Linked DNA regions of Homo sapiens: region 1 is linked to region 2. A link is a contact called in ENCODE Hi-C or POLR2A ChIA-PET data. All regions are on one chromosome and are shown on one strand. Each heading gives the region's core, a stretch centred on a gene start or an enhancer-like site at or near the end of the contact. The rest is flanking DNA. Distances are from core to core; before and after follow the strand shown. Region 1 overlaps SP3 (Sp3 transcription factor). Region 2 holds the start of GPR155-DT (GPR155 divergent transcript).

Region 1 (3,158 bases), core at 444-2,943, 550 kb after region 2:
TACATAGAGAAGAACTTGGGAAATCATATTCTGAGCCTCAAGTTACTATTCTAGACTTTTTAAATGCAGGGTCTGGCACAGAATCAAATGTAACCCACCAGGCATATGAGAAGGTAAGATACCGTGAATGAGAACCAGCAGAAACAATGGAAATAGACTAAAAACTACTTACTGTGGTCTAGGGAATACAAGCCAAGCTTGAAAAAATTTTAACAGAGTTGGAGACTGTAACAGAAATGACACTGCAGATTTGTAAAATAACCAAATAGAAATTCAGGAACTGAAACTTAAGTATCCAAAATTGAGGGAAAGCCTTAGGAATGAGTCCTAGGGCATTCCCAACATATAGAGGGTGAGAAGTAGAGGAAGAGCTAGCAAAGGAAACAGAAGGAGCTTCCATGAAAGCCAAGTATATTCTGGAAGCCAAGTGTGTAAATTACTTAAGAAAGGAGGAGGGAATGCTTATCCCTTTCTTTTCTTTTTTTTAGGCAGGGTCTCAACTATCACCCAGGCTGGAGTGCAGTGGCATGATCACTGGCCTGGACCTTCCGGGCTCAGGTGACCTTACCACCACAGCTTCCCAAGTAGCTGGGACTGCACATGTGTGCTGCCATGTCTGGCTAATTTTTTGTAATTTTTAGAAGAGATGGGGTTTTGCCACGTTGACCAGGCTGGTCTCGAACTCCTGGTCTCACGTTATCCACCTGCCTTAGCCTCCCAAAGTGCTGGGATTACAGGCATGAGCCACCATGCCTAGCATTATCTATTCATATATTGTGGAGGGTACATAAGATGAGAGAGAACGGGATATTGGATTTAGTAAGATAATGATTGTTGGTGACTTTTAACAAGTGGTTTCATTAAGAGTGCTGGGGAGGAAAGCATGAGTAGAATGATTTAAAAGGTGAAGAGGATTTAGTGAGAGTAATTACAGACTTTTTTTTTTTTTTTTTTTTTACTCGTGTTGTGAGCAACATTGAAATAGGTGGTAGCTGGAGGTGGACCTGGTTGAGGAGGTTGGTTTTCTAAGAATCTCGCCACAAATTAATGATAGAGGAGAGAAAGTATGAAAGAGGATGAGAGAGGGATGTTTTAAGAAAACAAGCAAGGTGAAACACAGGACACAGGTTTAAGGGTTGGACACAGGAGTAGGGGTCATTATAACAGGGAAAGGGCATTGGATAGACATTCAGAGATACAGATATGTTGATTGGAAGATAAGATAATTCTTGTCAGATTATTCCTTATTTCCTTTTGTGATAAGAAACAAGCTAAGATGGGTGAGAGGGCCAGGTGTTAGGAAGTTTGAGAAGGAAGAAGGTATGAAGTGGTCATCTGAGAATTGGAAAGTGAAATGTGAGATGTAGAATTGCAGCAGTACTGGGTGCCTGCTTGAATAATTAGCACAGTTGTGTTTTTTCTCCAGCTACCTTTAGCTGCTGGGCACACATGCAAACTTCAATCTTCTGTTTCCTGGTGGAAAGTTCCAAGTCCTTTTTGTTCTGTTTCTGCCATATTTTTGTTATCTGTTCATCCTCTCCATTCTCAGTTTGTTAGTTTGGCTCTTACTGGTCTCCTAGACCAGGGGTCTTGCACCCCCGGGTGCCAAGGCCACAGTGCAAAAAGTAAGCAGTGGGCGATAAGCATGACTGGCTGAGCTCCGCCTCCTGTCACATCAACAGCAGCATTAGATTCTCATAGGAGCCCGAACCCTATTGTGAATTGCACATGCGAGGGATCTAGGTTGCAAGCTCCTTATGAAAAATCTAATACCTAATGATCTGAGTGAGTGGAACAGTTTCACCCTGAAACCATCTCCCTTGTCAGCAGTAAAATTGTCTTCCATGAAACTGGTCCCTGGTGCCAAAAAGGTTGGGGACCGCTGTCCTAGACTACTATTAAGACATCTAATCTAGGCTGAGTGTGGTGGCATAATCCCAGCACTTTGGGAGGCTGAGGCTGGGAGAATTGCTTGAAGCCAGGAAGTTGAAACCAGTCTGGGCAACCAAGCAAGACCTTGCCTCTACCAAAAAACAAAAAAAAATTAGCTGGTCACAGTAATGTGTGCCCATAGTCCTGTCTGCTCAGAGAGGCGGAGATGGGAGGATTGATTGAACCCAGGAGGTCAAGCCTACAGTGAGTTATGATTGAGTCATTGCACTCCAGCCTGGGTGACTCTCTCTTAAAAAACAACTTCCATTTTCCATGCCCCCTCCTTTCTGGTGCATTAACAAAAATTTATTTTTAAAAAAAATTTTTACATTTTTAATCTTTTTAATTCCTCCCCCAAAATCAGTGTAACTTTTTTTTTTTTTTTTTTGAGTTGGAGTCTTGCTCTGTTGCTCAGGCTGGAGTGCAGTGGCGCAATCTTGGCTCACTACAACTTCCGCCTCTCTGGCTCAAGTGATCTTCCTGCCTCAGCCTCCTGAGTAGCTGGGACTACAGGCCCATGCCACCACACCTGGCTAATTTTTTGTATTTTTAGTAGAGACAGTGTTTCACCATGTTGGCCAGGCTGTTATCAAACTCCTGACCTCAGGTGATCTACCTGCCTCGGCCTCCCAAAGTGCTGGGATTACAGGCATGAGCCACCGTGCCTGGCCAGATGTCACAAAAATTTTTAATCTTATTTCAAAAATGCTGCAGTAGATATCCTTATACAGATGTGTCATTTCTTTTGTTAAAGTATGCATATCTGAAGCATATACATCTGAAAGCACAATCCCAAGGTTGGAGAATATGTGCATTTTAAATTTTGTAAGATACTAGAAACTGTTCCAATACATCATTTTGGTATCAGTCATTTTCCCTAAACACAGATCATGTTGCTTTCTGTAAAGTCTTTACTGGCTCTTCCATTACCTTTAAATTGAGGTCTGTTGAGTCTACAGATAACTTACAGCGCTCTTGCTGTGCATGCCAGATACTGGAATTACAAAGATGAATATGATAATTCTTGCACTAAAGGTGCTCATAATCTAACAAGTTAGACTATGATTTCTCAACCTCTGCACTGTTGATATTTTGGGCCTGATGATTCTTTGTTTTGGGGCTGTCCTCTGCATTGTAGGATGTTGAGGAGCATTCCTGACTTACCCACTAGATGCTGGTAGCACTCTGTACCCCAGGCAGTTGTGATAATAAAAAAAATGGCTTCA
Region 2 (3,002 bases), core at 109-2,608:
GTTAAAAGTGAGGAAGACAGAGAACAAAGGAGAAGCAAAGAGAACTGGAGCAGGATCCATGCCTTTTATAGCTTTAATTTCTGCTCATTTTTCCTGCTAAGTTTCAGATCCTTTAACCTACCCTTAGCTTACTGTAATTTTTCTTAATAAGCCACACAATTTTGTATCTTTGCACTAAGATGGCCGAGATGATAGGAAGACACGGAAATTGCCATACAGAAATGTTTAAGATGCAAAGCAAGATAAAAGGTTGTAAACAAATGCTTGTAGATATCTTAAGTGGAAACATATATAAATATTTTAAAATTTGAAATAATTTTTATTTCAAAAGGCTAACTCAATTGCAGGATTTCTTCAGGTTTCAAAGTGGAGCACCATATTTGGGATACTATATATAGGTTTGTTGTCTGATGCCCATGGCAAGTTAATACACTGGGACACCAGGTTGCAGAAGAGAAAGAGGTTTAATCATAGGGCCACCAAACACAGATAGGAGGAAACCTCAAATTCGTCTCCAGGAGGACTTTGAGTCTCAGGTTCTTAAGGGTTTTAGAGTGGTCCCAAGTGTGGAGATCATTAATTGGCTGAAGAGTACAGGGCGAAGTCATGGGACAGCGAGATGAAGAAGCTGTATTCTCATGCTGATTCCCTTCTTCTGTGGCAGGGGTCTTCAAGCTGGCTGGCATCAGCTGTTTCGCTGGAATTTGGCGTCTGAAAAACATTTTAAGCAATTCTTAAAAAGCCTTACGACTCTTAACATCAGAAAGCCTATCTATAGGGACAACGGGATACAAATGTACTATCTAGCTCTACCCGACTTTCGGGTTACAAGGAAGTGGGTCAAAGTGTAGCCTGATTAATGCTTAATTATATTTTTGTCCAGAATTCTTATAAACCCTGTGAGGATAGTTTCAATACCTTTATTTCAAGAAGCTTTGGAAGTTTTCCATCAATGTAACCAGTTTCAGTATACTGAGTGGACATGCATGTAGTTCCCCACCCCCACCCCACCCCCGTACCGCAATAGAATAGAAGCAGTCATGGACGGGGCCCAGATTCTAAAACAAGCTCAGGGCTAAGGGTTTACATTTTAATCTCTTATGTAGGAACGTCAAGGTCACACTGCCTTGGTGAAGGTGGAAGGCAGGATTTTGACCCAGGTCTGATTCTAAGCCCTTGCTTTAAAACTCTATGCTATAAAAAGTCCTGGGCTAACCGGGAGCGAAACTGGCAGATCACACGAGGTTGAGGTTAAGCGGAAAGACAAGTCTGCTCTGCGTCTGTACTTGGGAAGAGGAAAAAAAACTGGACATCCCCCACGGCGGCTACCATTTTGTGGGAGCAGGGAAGCCGGAAGTCCCGCCCCGGAGGATCGCGGCTGGGAGGCTCCCAGCCGGCAGGGCGGGGCCGGGTACCCTGGGGCTCCGAGGCTGGAGGAGGGGGCGGGGACTGAAGGCGGGGTTGGGGAACGTGTGGCTCGGAGGCCCGAGGCTGTGGGTGGGGCCTGAGGGCGGGACGGAGACTCTGGGCTCAAGGCTCCTGGAAATGGGCGGGGCTCGAGGGCGGGAAGCGGCCCGTCTTGCTGGAAGTTCGGGGCTGGGGGCGGGGTCTGAAGGCGGGGCTGGGAGGGAGCGGGGCCTGAAGGCGGGGCGGGGGCGGGGCCTCGCGGCCGGCGAGGGGCTGAGCTGACAGGGCCGCATCGGCTTACCCCACCTTACTTTATCGGAACGTGCCTAAGCTGCTGCAGCTGGCACCCGGTTGCGCTCGGCGAAGAGGGCTGGGGGCGGGAGATGACGGTGGTCTTCTCCCTGCTTGGCACCCTGCGAGCACCAGCTCCCTTCTCCTCGCCACTCCAAGGTTGCAGACGAAGCAGGTGAGAGGGGCCCCTGGAGCGCGGACCTGCTGGGTCCTGGTTCTCCCTTGCGGGCACGGGGTACCCCTGCCTCTGCCCCTCAGGCCTGGGCACGTGGGCAGCCGCCGACCCTCTGCGCCCTGGCCCCGCGGCCCGTTGTCTGGACCTGCTGTCTCTGCCCCGCAGCGCCTGCCTGTGGAACGTGTGAGATCACCCGGGAAGGCTCGCGCGGGGGAGGGGGTGTCTCGTCCCCTCCGGAGACAGAACTGCCATCCCTAGTTTGGGAAGCTCCTCACTGCACGGGCGTCCACCCTGTCTTTCTTAGACTCTTCCCTTTATCCCGAGGGTACCCTCAGTATCTGGCCCTTCCGAAGGCTTCTGCCCAGGCACCTGGAGCACTGCGCCAAATTTTCTCCCTTACCCGTTTTTGGGGTATGTTAGTTACCATGACGTTGTGACTCCCGTGCCCTGGGAAGACTAGCGACCACCTTTTTCTTACGCCAGGCAAAGACCCCTGGCTGCCTTTCCACTTCCACAGCTGCCTTCCCAGGGGTTGGCTGGCAGCTGCTCTCCGAGCAGCCTATTCGGTTAGGAACTCTCTGCGCCCCTTATCTTGGAGGGCCACAGTCTGTCCCTGCAGACGAGGCAAGGAGGCAGTGCTCAGCGCTCCCTACCCTGGGTCTCTAGGGAGGACATTTGGCGCCCTGCAAGTAGGTAGGAGTGGGTGAATGGTGCGACTATTAATGTTGAAGAGTGCTCTAATAGTACCACACTGTATTACACTTATCCCACGGGATAAAGGATGTTGGATGTTTGAGAAATAGCCTGAGAGTTTAAAGCTTTCTCTATGAAGTTAGTCAACCCTCGCCTTCCCCCCGCATTTTCACTTAATAGCAGTTATTTACAGTATCAGTGGTTCGTTTATGTGATCTAAGCCAAATGTGATGTGGCTAGAAGCGGTTTGTAAGTACAGTAGCATTTCTTCAGTTCGTGCCTCAGCGAGTGGTCTTTTACTGTGAACGTGTTTGTTCTGTAACAAGCTTTGTTTTTATAGATAAAAAGGCTGGATGTAATTTTTTTTTTAAAACTTCCCTTGCTGTGGTTCCTGTTCATTTTAAAATATGCTTTAGAAAGCATATTATCTTCCCGT

What was found. Hi-C counts contacts between places; a loop is a spot of excess contacts on that map. ChIA-PET counts read pairs that join two places held with the same protein, here RNA polymerase II (POLR2A). Pooled maps may share reads with other maps.
Region 1: a pooled map shows a loop between it and region 2 (3-fold over the local background). The contact joins the enhancer-like site here to the promoter of GPR155-DT in region 2. A Hi-C loop is called at or near these places in 2 of 50 pooled maps. POLR2A ChIA-PET finds 5 or more read pairs at or near these places in 2 of 52 experiments (H1 and activated CD4-positive, alpha-beta T cell).

The regions. Positions count from the first base shown.
Region 1 is chr2:173,938,927-173,942,084 of GRCh38, reverse strand. The region is part of intron 4 of SP3 (Sp3 transcription factor); the gene reads left to right. Among named protein-coding and RNA genes, the nearest start is that of SP3, 25 kb to the left of the region's middle. RefSeq lists an enhancer at 1,873-2,012. Within about 2 kb of position 1,693, at least 5 of the 41 ENCODE cell types and tissues checked have a DNase peak (open chromatin) inside an H3K27ac peak, as active enhancers do.
Region 2 is chr2:174,485,744-174,488,745 of GRCh38, reverse strand. GPR155-DT (GPR155 divergent transcript) reads right to left here and starts at 1,358. Exons shown (of 3, transcript NR_183819.1): 1 at 1,330-1,358; 2 at 1-711. GPR155 (G protein-coupled receptor 155) reads left to right here and starts at 1,717. Exons shown (of 16, transcript NM_152529.7): 1 at 1,717-1,873. RefSeq lists silencers at 1,577-1,756, 2,020-2,202 and an enhancer at 2,097-2,166.